3 separate regions of the Homo sapiens genome follow, and regions 2 and 3 are each linked to region 1. Evidence: chromatin loops called from intact Hi-C (ENCODE). Cell type or tissue: PC-3. All regions are shown on one strand. Links, peaks and the distances in the headings refer to the core of each region. The heading gives the core; the rest is flanking DNA.

Evidence for each region. A loop is a pair of places that touch in the nucleus more often than their neighbours do. Peaks named below come from ENCODE experiments on the same cell type or tissue, not always from the same donor. Only the 100,000 strongest peaks of a DNase experiment are listed, where the experiment ranks them.
Region 2: a loop joins it to region 1, with 14 times the contacts of the local background. A loop is called at or near these places in 4 of 110 quality-filtered maps.
Region 3: a loop joins it to region 1, with 6 times the contacts of the local background. A loop is called at or near these places in 6 of 110 quality-filtered maps.

Annotation. Positions count from the first base shown.
Region 1 is chr13:96,017,885-96,022,733 of GRCh38, forward strand. The region is part of intron 4 of UGGT2 (UDP-glucose glycoprotein glucosyltransferase 2); the gene reads right to left. Among named protein-coding and RNA genes, the nearest start is that of UGGT2, 33 kb to the right of the region's middle. In PC-3, for the core only: a CTCF peak has its summit at 2,424; DNase peaks (open chromatin) are centred at 2,427 and 3,257; H3K27ac peaks cover 640 bases.
Region 2 is chr13:96,138,101-96,142,949 of GRCh38, forward strand. The region is part of intron 1 of HS6ST3 (heparan sulfate 6-O-sulfotransferase 3); the gene reads left to right. Among named protein-coding and RNA genes, the nearest start is that of HS6ST3, 50 kb to the left of the region's middle. In PC-3, for the core only: a CTCF peak has its summit at 3,134 (motif pointing right); no DNase peak of the experiment used is centred there.
Region 3 is chr13:97,026,325-97,031,173 of GRCh38, forward strand. No RefSeq gene overlaps it. Among named protein-coding and RNA genes, the nearest start is that of OXGR1, 34 kb to the left of the region's middle. In PC-3, for the core only: a CTCF peak has its summit at 2,580 (motif pointing left); no DNase peak of the experiment used is centred there.

The sequences.
Region 1 (4,849 bases), core at 1,399-3,898:
TATTGATTTGAAGTGGCATTTGGAGAGCAGTCCCTGACACTAAATTTTACAGTATCTCCAAAAATATTTACAAAGACTCAGATACAAAAATTCTTAATGAAGTTGCAAACTAAAAATAACTTTGTATCATACATAAATTGGGAGTAAAGTCTACTAACTATAAAACCTATGCTGTTCAACTTAGAATCATAACTGACAGTCAACTACCACTTAGAACAAGAACATGCTAGTAAAAAAAGAATAGTAAACTGATTCTTCATCTCTCCCTATTTCCTATTCCCTGGTTCAAAAATCTATGGTCTGGAACTGCCCCAAAACTTTATAGACATAATACGAAAATGTGAATGAAGATCAGGAGTGGTAGCTCATGTCTGTAATCCCAGCACTCTGGGAGGCTGAGGCAGGCAGATTGCTTGAGCTCAGGAATTCGAGTCCAGCCTGGGCAACATAGCAAGACCCCGTCTCTACAAAAAATACAAAAATTAGCTGAGCATGGTGGTTTGTACCTGTAGTCCCATCTACTCAGGAGGCTGAGGCAGAAGTACAACTTGAGCCTGGGAAGCAGAAGTTGCAGTAAGCCAAGACTGCACCACTGCACTCTAGCCTGGGCACTAGAGTGAGACCTTGTCTCAAAAAAATAAATAAATAAAACAAAATAAAATATGAGTTATATATCTGGGGGAAAGTGACAGCAATCATTACCATCCTAAATGAGTATAACTTTCTCCCAGTGGTCACTCTACTTTCCAACATGTAAATAAAACTACTGTTAAGAAGAATTTTACGAAATTGGGACAATGAGAATATCACATAGTAAAGAAAGGCAACATTGATGACCTAAATATGTTATAATTGAAAAAAAAAACAAAAAAAACACAAAAAACCAAGTGTTTAGCTCAACCACAGACAGAAGAAAATACATAAATGCAAAACCTATTAGAATAAAAAAGCAGAAAAAATTTATCAGTCATTTCTTTAAAAAAAGATAAAAACCTAATCTGGAAAAACTGAAAGAAAATGAAAACTAAAGAAAATCTAGGAAGGAGAAACATATCTACAGAGAGGAAAAAATTAAAATATTTATATTACTATACATAACCTATGTAAAAACATAAATTATATGCTTAAATAAGAAAAAAAAACCATTGACCAATATTGATAAGATATCACAAACCCAAGAGTATATGCCTGAAGTTCACAAAAGGAAAAAAAAAATTATTAACTTTGCCCTACATAGCGGGGGGGGGGGGGGGGAATGTTTCTGTCAGGCTGTAGAATTGTTTTACCCTACTTACAAGCTAATAAGTTAGCTTTTCATTGTTTCATGGATTCTGGCAAAAGACAGAGATTTCTGAGTCAAAGAGCTTGATTACTTGTGGCACAGCAAGCAACATGAACATTAGTATGTTTACATGGGTTCCCCATGGGCCCACATTCCACAGGGAGAAGTATGATGGACCCACAAGAATTCTACACAGGCAGTGGGTATGGATCACATCTAAAGAACACTGAATGTGGGAAACCCATCATTTAATAACAAGCAGTAAGTAAGTTGCCCTTTGTCCCAGGGAGAAACACTCACTTATCCCTCAAAGTCACTCACTGAAAACACCCCGAGAAAAGGCCATGGTAAAGAGCAGTCAGGGCCTCACACGGTCTTGGCATAGTCAGTTTGTCTCTATTCACACTTATCAGGGAATGGGTCTATAATATGTACATCTAAAGGAGTAAACCAGACTGTCAGATGGGCAAGTGCAAATTACTTTCACAGTGTGCAAGCCCCAAGGAGTGGTATTTTTAAGCTGCCCATCTGTAGTCTTCCAAGTGGCAGACCAGACAGGTAGGCCATTGGCAACAGCACAAGAGTCAGTATGAATGTATTATATTTAACCAAGGGGTCAGATTTTGTTCAGGGAGAGGATGACGGCCTTGAGTTCTGCCCACTGAGTAGAGTGACCACTTCAGCTTTTGGTTTTACAAGGCTTATGCCTGGTGAAATGGTAGCAGAGGCAGCCCGAAGAGCCCACCAGCTGTTAACTTAGCTAAACGTCCCAGCAGCCTGGCCCAGGCATTTAGGGAAACCACTGTGAACTGAGGGCCCTTTTGAGCCAGTGACCTTACTTCAGGTAGTGAAATGGGTTATTTAGTTCACTCCCAAAAGAGTAGCTGCCACTTTTTCACATATACCTGATACCATGCTAGGGCCCAGAAGCTGGGCTTTTGAATATATAATTTCCATTTGAGCAGGGAGGCTTATTGGGTCCCTTTTACCTTGCGAGACACTGACTCCTAGTTGAACTACGTGAAAATGTAAATGTCATGTGGTAGAGTCACAAGGCCTCCATGGGTCAGGCATTCAGTTTCAACAAGAGCTTAAGAACTGCTATTTTAAAAAGGGGTGTACTAAGTGGCTGAGTCAGGCAGGTGGCACTATTGTACTTAGAAACAGTCTCTCGGGGTAGTCCAGCAGCTATGAAGTCTATACAAAGTTGTGATTGTCCTTTCTCCTCCTGGGATTGATTCTTTGTTGTTTCTGCTGGACCACCTGGGGGTGTCCATGTGTGGTAGTCTCTGAATGACAGTTTCCCTCTGGGCTTCACAAACATTGACAGCATTCACAGTATAAGCATGTAAAATACCAATACCAGTTATATAATCAGAGCCAAAACAATAAACCATTAAATCAGTCAAGTTTGAGTGCCTTTTCCTTAGGAGCCCAGATCAAGGAACATGTGTCAGACTACAACACAGTTATCAGGAGACTACCATCACCCACCAGGAGTACAGGGAGAAAGAGGTGAGCAGTGGGAAGAAATGTAAGTATTGACCTTTTTCTTCTCGACCCATGGGCCCTTACGAACTTCCTCTTCCAGAAGCTGTGTGTCAGTCAACATCCCACCCATGACAGTCTCCAAAACTACCAAGAACTGTAAAAGTCTAAGGTATGATTTTACCTGACTTACAAACTAATAAGTTAGCCTTTTATTCTTTTATGGATTCTGATAGAAGACATAAGACAGACTCCTGGGTCAAAGACAAATGACTTTACTGCTCATGACATAGAGCAAGCAGTATAAGCGTTACTATGCTTGCCCCCAAAGTCCCACAGGGGGTGACAAAATATGGACTTAGATGGATCCTACAGAGTTGGCATATGTTTCCGTTAAGGAACACTGGGCTTGGGGAAGCACTGTTTTATAGTAAGCAATAAAACACACTTGCTCCCTGTCCCCAATCCCAAAGGCAAACATTACCTCATTCCTCAAGGTTGCTCACTGCAAACACAACCCTGAGAAATGGCCCAGGTAAAGAGTGGTCAGGACCTTGCATTTTTTGCTGGTCAGACCAAGAAAGAACATGCAAGGACTCACAGGGCCCATGGCAGATGGACTTTCCTAATAGTTTGATGTTAATTTTTTTGTAATCTTCAAGATACTTTAGTTTCTATAATTATAAAAGTTGACATCAGAAACCAATGACAATAAATTTTAAACATTACAAAATTTCCTTTAAAAGATGCACTAGTGAGTTATATTATAGTGAGTCTAATAATGCCATAAAGGAATAGATAATTCCTATATTAACTCATCCAGAATAAGAATAATATGGCTGCCTAATTCACTTTACGAAAGTAGAATGACCGATAAAAATTAAAGATGTCAAATAATTTCAATAAATGTACAGCTATTCATTTATTAACACAGAAACATGAAAACAAAATGAAAGCAATCTTAATTCAAAAGCAAATTAAGATAATCCCACACCATTAATAATCAGTAGTTTTCCTCAGAATTGAAAAGAAGGTATAATATTTCAAAGTATTTTGTAATATATTAGTATGTCCAATGAGAAAAACCTTGTATCCATCCCAATAGTTGAAAAAATAATTGATAAAATAAAGCAATTATTTCTGCCTTTAAGTTTTAAAAGCAGGTGTGAACAGAGAAACATGCCATGTTATTTGATAAGAGATTCAATACAACACAGATGTAAATTTTTCCTAAATTAACCAATACTTTTAACATAATTCTAATTAAACCCTAACAAGGCTTTTGGGGAAGGGGAGCTTGGGGAGGAAAAGGATTCCAATGTTGACTTAAAAGCATCAACAAATACAAGGAGCTAAGGCATTCTGGAGGAAAAAAGAGCCACAATGAAGAAGAAATCCTCCTGTCAGAAACTGGATAATAAAGCAATAAATATTAAAACAGTATGGCACTACTATAAGAAATAGATAATGGAGCAGAACAAAGAGCTATGAAATAGACCATAATATAAATATAATGAATACAATTGACTAGGTACCTGAGGAAAAAAATCTGGTTGGATTCTTACCTTTTGATGAAAATAAATTACAGATAGATTAAAAGTTTAATGTAAAATAAAAGGAAAAACTTTTAGAAAGCTACAGAAAGAATTAGTAAAATCTCCCAATCAGGTTCGGGAAAAACTGTTAGTATAAAAACAATATAAAAGTCACATACACAGGAAAATTTGGCTACATAAAAATAAAAGTCTTTTGTATATGAAATTCAATACAAGTATAAGAAAATGTTAGAAATGGTTTGTTAACAAGTGAGTTAAGTATTAATATGCATAAATATATATTACTGTTTAATAGAGCTCTTTCAAAATTAAAAAAACTACTTTATTATTTTTTAAAGTATAAATAATCAGGCAAAAAAAATATACTGGTAGTATTACTCTAAAAAATCACTAATAAATTAATAATTTACTTCTGATTTGCCATTTTTTAAATTAAATACTTGCAAAAAAGCAAAAAAATAGTTTTGAATATAGGAAGCAACCTCATCTATTGTTTTGATTACTTTGTTATTCCCCAGGTATA
Region 2 (4,849 bases), core at 1,578-4,077, 120 kb after region 1:
TTAGTGGAGGTTTTAGTAAATTGAGTTTCAGCAAATTTAAAAGTAATTTACAAAATCTGTTATGAATAGCACAGGAATTGAAATGTCACTTCCTCAAATTTATGAATAGCTTTACATGTTCAAAGTTATATTCTTTTTGAAATAAAGTAGTGAATTATATTTGTTATCACTTTATACTAGCTAAAGATTGAAACTAACCTACTGTGCAATAATAAGAGAGCTGAAAAAACTTATTTTATCAGCTTTATTGAGGTATGGTTGATATATAACATATATAAATATATATGTTTACAGTTTATAAATATATATTTACAGTTTATAAATATATATTTACAGTTTATAAATATATAGTTTATAAATACATATATACAGTTTATAAATATATATATTTACAGTTAATAAAATTTGATACATTTTCACATGTTTGTACCATAAAACCGTCACCACAACCAAGATGATGAATACATCCATCATTTCTAAAAGTTTCCTTGCGTCACTTTAAAATTTTTCTCTCCTGTCCTAGCTTTCACCCAGTCCCATCAACCACAAATCAGATTTCTGCCAATATGTATTAGTTTGCATTTGTAGAGCTTGGTTAAGTGGATAGTAAAATAAATTATGGCCTGTCTACATTGTGTTAAAATTAAAATAATGCTTTTGAAAAATAATTACATGGGAAGTACTTACGTGAGATACAGTGTTATGTGGAAAAAATGATATAAAATTATAAGTACAGACTGATTTTAAATTGGCACACACAAAATGCCATTAACATGTATAGAAAAAAATGAAGGAAACATCTTAAAATATGGTTATTTCTGGGTATGCATGATTATGGGTGGTTTATTTAATTTATACTATTTTATATTTTCTAAATTTAGTAAAATCAGAATACATTATTTTATAATCAGAAAAAAAAGTAAAGCAAGCCTTGAATTAGGCGATCTAAGTATACAGCAAACGTTTTATAATGCATTTCCACTTGGCTGAGGAATTGTCACTTGAAGATTTCAGCTGTAAATAGTTAAGAATGTATTCTCTAAGCGAAAGGAAAAGTTGTGATAAAGAAGCACCGTTTTTTTTCTGGAAGTGCTGGAACGCTTTGGATATTAATATAATTTTTCTGAGTAATCATGTTAATAACTATGGTATGTGAAATAATTCCTGCAGTAGCTGACTGCTTAGCCTTCTGGAACTGAACTGAACGCATTATGTGAGCTCTCTTGGTAATGAAGGTCGCAAATCAAAGGAAAGAATACATGAAAAAAGGATTAGAACAAAAAGAGATAAAGCCATAACCCTACATCCCTGTTATAATGAATCCTGTAATTTGATGAGTGTAAGCGGGTAAAAAATGGCATTTAATGAATTAAGGATGAGCTGATCTTCCCTGTTGTCAGTTGGGAATGAAACCCTTTTCCTGAAATACTGTAAGATTCAGAAAAAAAAAAAAAAAAAAAAAAAAAATCCATGTATAAGTTAATTTGGTATATATATAAGGAAATTATAATTCTTATAAAATTATAATTCATGGTGAAGTGTACATCATGAAGAGATGAAGAGTAATTTTTCTTCATGAGTTTTGCATAGGACTACAGTGTATGAAACATAGCAATGATTACAAAGTTTATATATTTATTTTTACTTACTTCAACAAAATAGTAATTGCCTACCTTGTGTTAGTAGGCCTCTAGGAAAAAGATTTTTAAAAAGCAAAGAGTGGTATCTCTGTTCTCAAGACACATAAAGTTTAGTGCATTATTTGGGTGCAGTACTTGGGCCTAAAACCAAGTATCCACAGTCTACCCTTAAACAACATGGGTTTGAACTGCAAGGGTCTAATTATATGCAGATTGTTTTCAATAAATATATTGGAAAGTTTTTTTGAGATGTGGGACAATTTGAAAAAACTCACAGATGAGCCGTGTAGCCTAGAAATTTCAAAAAATTAAGAAAAAGTTAGATAGGTGATGAATATATAAAATACAGATAGATACCAGTCTATTTTATTATACGCTAACCATAAAATATACACAGATCTATTATAAAAAGTTAAAATATATCAAAACGTATGCAAACAAACACATACCATACATACTGCCAAAATGTAAACAAACATAAAGGTGCAGTATTAAATCATAACTGCATGAAATTAACTGTATATATATTGTATTACTGTAATAATTTTGTAACCACCTTCTATGGCTATTGCAGTGAGCTCAAGCATTGTATAGGCTTAAAACACTGTGTGACACTAATTCAGTTTACTAGACAGCTGTTCATCTCTCTGGTAAATTGCTTATTGCAGTGAAAACTGATCTCTCTCGGTTCTGGTATATTTTTCATAGTATGTAGTGCAACATTGTAAACCTTGACTAACACCATGGGACCCCAATGTAATGGCACTAGTGATGCTGGAAGTGGTCCCAAGAAGCAGAGAGATGTCATGACATTACAAGAAAAAGTTTAATTGCTTGATATGTACCATTGACAGAGGTCTGCAGATATGGTTTCCTGCTATTTCAAAATAAATGAATTTTGCATAAAGACCATTGTAAAAGAAAAAGGAAACCGTGAAGCCATTGCTGCAGTTACACTAGAAGGTGAGAAAACCTTGTACTTCTTATGAAATCCTTTTTATCTCATATCAAAAATGCAGCTTTTATGTGGTGCAGGATTACTGTAAGAAAGGCATACCTACAGATTCTACTATTGATTGAAGAAAAATTGAGATCATTACGTGACAACTTAAAGAAAAAGGAAGGGGAAGGATCAAAGCTGGAGAATTTACTATCAGCAAAGGATGGTTTAATAATTTTAGAAAGAGGTTTGGCTTAAAAAATGTCAACATAACAGGAGAAGCAGCTTTTCCTGACAAGTTTCCAGATTTTCCGAAGAAAATCATCAAGGAGAAAGGATATCTACCAGAACAGGTTTTTAATGAAGACAAAAGTGTCCTATTCTGGACAAAAGAATGTCACAAAAGATATGTATTAGGAAGAGAAGGGATTTAAGACAGGAAAAGACAGGCTAACTCTACTGTTCTGTGCAAATGCAGTCGGGTTTGTGATGAGGACCGAATTTACAAAGCTGCTAAGCTCGAAACCTTGAAGGAAAAAGTTAACACCAGATGGCAGTCTTTTAGTTGTACAACAAGAATGCCTGGACAATAAGAACTCTATTTCAGGATTGGTTCCAAAGATGCTTTATTCCTAAAGTCAGAAAGTATCTTGCCAGTAAAGGACTTTTTTTTTCTCTTTTAAGAAACAGGGTCTTGCTCTGTTACCCTGTTGCCCAGGCTGGAGTGCAGTGGCATGATCATGGCTCACTGCATCCTCAAACTCCTGGGCTGAAGTGATCCTCCCACCTCAGCCTCCCAAGTAGCTGAGACAGGTGTGCGCCATCATGCCCAGCTAATTTTTTTTCATTTTTGCAGAAGGTGGTCTCGAACTCCTGGCCTCAAGTGATCCGCCTGCCTCAGCCTCCCAGTGTTGGGATTAAGATGTGAGCTACCATGCCTGGCCTAGTGACTGTCTTTTAAATTTCTTTTGATATTGGGCAGTGCCCCTGGCTACCCAAAATGCATGAGTTCAACACTGAAGGTTCCAAAGTGATCGACTTGCTCCCATACTCAGTGTCTCTAATTCAGCCTTTAGATCAGGGGGGTCTTAAGGACCTTTAAGGCTCATTACACACAGTACTCTATGGAAAGAATTGTCAACACTATGGAAGAAAACCCTGAGAGAGAGAACGTCATGAAAGTCTAGAAGGGTGACATCTTTGAAAATGCCATCACTGTTATAAAGTTGTAAATGCCATCAAGCCTGAAACCACTAAATTCCTGCTGAAGAAAACCGTGTCCAGATATGCATGACTTTGCCAGATTTATGACAGAGCCAATCAAGAAATCATGAAAGTGATTGTGGTCATGGCAAAAAAAAAAAAAAAAAAAAAAGCTGGCCAAGGGAGGTGAATGTTTTCAAAATGGGCATCGTGGAGAAATTCAAGAGCTAATCAAGGGTCAAATATATTTTGAGCCTGAAGAAATGAATATTTTCAATACTTATTTTCATCCATTAGTATACTAAAAGGAAATGAAAGTGACAGCATCAATCAATATAGTTATCAATTTCCATTAAAATTAGAGTTTGTGTAATTGTTAACAAAACAAAGTATTCTCTAAAAATATTTAAAGGTAATTGTACATTTTTTCTCACTTATTTTTAGTGGCATTGTCCTTTTGTATTTTTTGGATAAGTCATTCTCCTGGAAAACACTTTTCCCAAAGAACTAACAATTAATTATCTTGCATCCAAGATCCAATATTAGTGAAGTTGAAATAAGACTGAAAAGAATCTGGTACCGAGTCAGTGACTCCTAAGGCAGGTGTCTCAGCTCTCCACCAAAGTGTAAATGGATGCTATCATATTCAATCTAGTAGTAATATAATGTTCACAAGTACATGCATTATACTTTGTATGATTGGAAGGGAATATATTGTACTCTAATTTTCCTGTGGCAAAAAGGTGTGTGAACTGTGGCTATGGGTAGTTATGATACACGGGAACATCTCTTACCATAGTATTATTATAGAAGTTTAGAAATGTGGTAAACATATATGTCAGAAACAATGGTGTATCATGAATACACATGAATAATTAGTGCAATTAAATATTTTATCCTTCTCGTGTGCTTATAGCCTATTTTTCTTCACAAATCCTTCTACTTATTAAAGTGAACCCATTTTCAGGGATGTATTAGAAAATAAAGAAACAGTAATAATGATAATTCAGTAATGTCTTTAAAAAAAGATATTTCAGAGTTAAAGTGCTGATGCTTTCCGAGAGCT
Region 3 (4,849 bases), core at 1,578-4,077, 1.0 Mb after region 1:
CGTGTGTATATAGAATCAACAGAAACTCTCTGGGTAGCAGGACAATAGATGATTTTTATTTTCTCTTTTTTATTATCTGTATTTTCTAAGTTTTTTGCAATGAGCAAATGTTATTGGAATAAGACGTCAGGTTATAACATTAAAAAATATACCAACAAAGAAACTTGTTGGATATATTTTATTTTCCTTGGTAAATGTACATAATATGTTTATAACCATTTGAAGTTCAAATTTTATGAGTCTTTTAAGAAAGTGAAGTTCTTTAAATTTAAAAAAATGTGGGAATTGATGACAGCAGCAGTAGAAAATGAATACAGATTTTGCTACTTGGAAGTAGCATGCTGCTACAGCAAGTGCCAAACACGGAGACATGCTTTTAGAATTGAGTAATGAGCAAGGGTAGGAGAATTTTGCAGAATGTGGTAAAAAATACTAGATTGCCTTGAGCAGGCTATTAGGGGAAATATGGATGGGGAATATCCTGTTGGCGAGAGGTCAGAAGGAAGTGAGAAGCCTTCTTGTATTGTTTCAGAGAATACCTAAATCATCACCAACAGACTGTAGAACCTTCGTTAAAGTTACTGCCAAGTGAGGACTCAGAAGGAAAGGAGGATTGTGTTATTGGAAAGTGGGGCAAAGGAGAGAATTCCCTTGTTAGGGAATGCAGAAAGCTTCCTGGAATTATGTCCTGCAGTTATGTGGGAAGCAGGAGCTTGTAAGAGATAAACTTGCGTATTTAGCTGAGGGTATGTCCCAGCAACATGCTCAGGAAATGACCTGCTTTCTTCTTCCTGCTTACAGTAAACTGCAAAAGGAGAGAAATAAATCGAGGGAACAACTAGTAAGTGAAATAAAACCAACACTCAGTGATTTGAAAAATTATGTTTATGCAGATTGCAAAAGTTCTAAAATTAGGAGATTTACCATCAGAAAGTGCACTCTGGAGGAGAAACCAAGAGTTTGGCTAGACAACCTTTTGCTAGTGCCTCAGAAGGATGCAAAGATCAGAGCATATAGTCACATCAGGGCTGGTTGAAGAGATTCAAGCATGTGTGACTCATGGGAGCCCTCAGCCATCTCCACAGAACCAAAAATGGAGATGGGGTTATTATTCTATTCCTCATTTGTAGGAGTTTTAATCACAAATTGGAGCCAGAGTTTGTCAAATTCTTTTTCTGCATCTACTGAACTCAGAATCATATGAATTTTCATCTTTATTCTGTTAACATGCTGAATAGCATCTATTTTCAAATGTTATCCTAACATTTCATTCCTGGAATGAACCCCATGATGTATTATTTCTTCTTTTATATTGACTGATTCAATTTGCTAATATTTTGTTAAGGATTTTCACTTGTATGTTCTTGAGTAATATTAACCTATAATTTTCTTTTCTTGCAAGGTTTATTTGTTGTTGTTTGTGTGTTCTTTATATTTTGATATCTGGATGGTACTGGCCTCATTAAATGAGTTGAAAATATTCCTTCTTCCTCTTCTGCTTTCCAAAATAATTTGTGTACAGTTACTATTATTTCTTCTTTAAGTGTTTGATAGAATTCACAGGTGAAATTATATGGACCTGACATTTTCTTTGAGGGAAGGATTTTGATAGCAAATTCAATCTCCTTAATAACATTTTCTGCTTATTTTGTATCAGGTTTGGGAGGTTTTATTTTTCATTTGAGTTTTTAAATTTATTGGCATAAAGTTATTTATATTATTTCTTTATTTTCCTTTCAATCACTGGAGTGATATGCTCTTTCATTCTTCATATTTCTAATTTTTGTTTTCTCTCCTTTCACTTAAAGAGTACTATCTATCAGTTTGGTTAATCTTTTTTTTTTTTTTTTTTTTTTTTTTTTTTTTTTTTTTTTTTTTTTTGAGACAAGTCTCGCTCTGTTGCCCAGCCTGGAGTGCAGTGGCACGATCTCTGCTTACTGCAAGCTCCACCTCCCAGGTTCAAGCCATTCTCCTGCCTCAGCCTCCCGAGTAGCTGGGACTGCAGGCGCCAGCCACCACGCCCGGCTAATTTTTTGTATTTTTAGTAGAGACGGGGTTTCACCGTGTTAGCCAGGATGGTCTCGATCTCCTGACCTCGTGATCCGCCCTCCTCGGCCTCCCAAAGTGTTGGGATTACAGGCGTGAGCCACCGCGCTCGGCCGGAAATCTCTCAATTTTTAGAACCCTATCCACATTTATGGGTGGGAGAGAGACATAGCATCTACCCTGACTTTCTACCTTCTTGGTCATTTGGCCTCTGGGAGATTCTTAAAAGCATTTCTACTCTCTCTCTTATCCTGAAATTTCTAGCCACAGGCCATATTTTGCTAGCATGTTTTGCTTACCTGCATACACATAAAAATGTGTAGCTGTCCAGTGTTTTGAATGGAACTGAGCAAAGCTACATAGCCAGTTTTCCTTTCTTTCTCTCTTTTATATTTTAAGAATTGCTGAGGAGGGCGGTTGTTTTGTTTTGTTTTTGTTTTACTTCCTTGTCAGGTCTGCAAAAAACTCCTTAAAGCCTCAATCCCATTTCCAGAAAATTTAATCACAAAATTAGGCATGTCTGCCCTCTAGTGGCAGGCCTGGTGATTACCATAGAAGCCGAATATTTTGACACCGGTTTTTGATGGAATTACCATCCAATAAGACGGCCACGTCAGATTGTGTTTAACCACCAAGCCATGACCTTTACTTCGTCTCTAATCTTCACTCTACATAAAAAGAACTTTCCTTTTTCTCTGTATCAATGTTTGAATTTATTCGTTTATACTAAATGTATATTACCTTTATGGTAAAAAAAAATATGGAATTAAAAAATATATGTTTATAACAGCCTTGGCCTTTAGGGAGGTAATAGTATGTTTAATGAAACTGTTGTAATAAAGGAGTTTTAATACTGAAAACATAACAGGTCATCACAGAGAGGAAACAATGTGAAACATTAAGTGATTTCTTACACACTTTGAAAATAGGAATAGGGTCCAAGTATTCTCTCTAGACCTGCCACCAACCTGCTTTCTACTAGAGAGCCAAATAAAGATTTTAAATCAGGGAGTAAAAGCCAGGCATAATATCCTTTTTTGGGGGGGAGGGGGATGGAGTCTCGCTCTGTTGCCTGGGCTGGAGTGCAGTGGCGTGATCTTGGCTCACTGCATCCTCCGCCTCCCAGGTTCAAGCAGTTCCCCTGCCTCAACCTTGGGAGTACCTGAGACTACAGGCATGCCACCGTGCCCGGCTAATTTTTGTATTTTTAGTAGAAATGGGGTTTCACTGTGTTGGCAAGGCTGGTCTCGAACGCCTGACCTTGCGTGATCTGCCCATCTCTGGCTCTCAAAGTGCTGGGATTACAGGCAAGAGCCACCACACCCAGCCTATCCTTCATTTTTCAGAGCAGTGTTTCAGATACTTTTGATCCTTGGCTCATTTTGATAAACTTGAAAATCTCAACATCTTCCTTCCCTCCTAGAGAGTCACAGCCACCATCTGGGAAGAGTTTCCTCAAAGCTTTAACTTCTGTAGTCCGTAGGACAAAATAATAATTTCTGTATTAGTTCATTCTCTCACTGCTATGGAGAAATACCTGAGACTGGGTAATTTTTAAAGAGAAGAGGCTCACCCTTTCACAGGCTGTATAGGAAGCATGGCAGCATCTGCTCGGCTTCTGGGGAAGTCTCAGGAAACTTACAATCATGGTGGAAGTCGAAGGGGAAACACTGCTTCGCATGGCTGGAGCAAGAGAGCGGGGTGAGGTGCTGCGCACTTTTAAACAACCAGATCTCAAGAGGACTCACTATCACCATGACAGCACTAAGGGGGATGGTGTTAAAGCATAAGAAACCGACTCCATGATCCAATCACCTCTCACCAGGTCCCACCTCCAACACTGGGAATTACAATTGAACATGAGATTTGGGTGGGGACACAGATCCAAACTATTTCCTTCATTTCTAAAATTAAAAAATATATTGGTAATTGCTTTGCCTACCTCTGACCTGCCGCCACCCTCCACACAACCCAAGTATACTGTTCAGTGAGGATCACTGTTTTAAAATTCTAGTTTCATTAGCAAAAGATAACTTCCCTCTTGCTGATCTCAGAAGGTTTTACCCATCATTGATTCTAAGCAAAATACATGTTCATTCTCAGTTATCATGAAGGATCTGCATCTCAAAAATCTCTGACGTCTCTCTCAACATAACATGGTTCATTCTACATTTATTTTTATTTAATATATTGATCAGTGGGCATGATGGGCACATGACTACAGACTATTATAATTTGTCTGCCTGATGGTGCCTGAGCCCATGCTGTTTCCATCACCACTCTGGGTTTGTGTTACTGATGGAGTAAGTTTCAGGAGGGAGAAGGATCGAGGGCTGGCTGATATGCACAGTAGTTGGTAAATGTTTAAAGGGTTGAAATTTTAAATTTTATTTAGTATATGGCTACTCATACTGAAATTTCATATAAGTCAGGAAGTCAGTTTTTAAATAGGCAAAAGTTTCAAATGCTTCAAAACTCAACTGGTTAAATATTAAGCTTCCAAAAAAAGACATAATTTGTTGGCTGATGGTAGGGGTAGGGCAGTGGTGCGGGAGGTGTGAATGGAAAAACAAATACTCTGTGTAAAAGAGGTGTTACTTAAGATAACCTCTTACATTTTATTTTGCAAATTGTAATCTGATTACAGCATAAATTTTAGACCACTGAAATTAGAAAGGCTATAGATAGTTGAGGTCATTAATAATTATTAAGGCTGTGAGTTTGTGTGTGGGAGGGGTGAGTAGTGAATGTCAGGTGAGAGGTCTTATAGAAAGGGGACAATTTGGATAACAAATTTGAGATT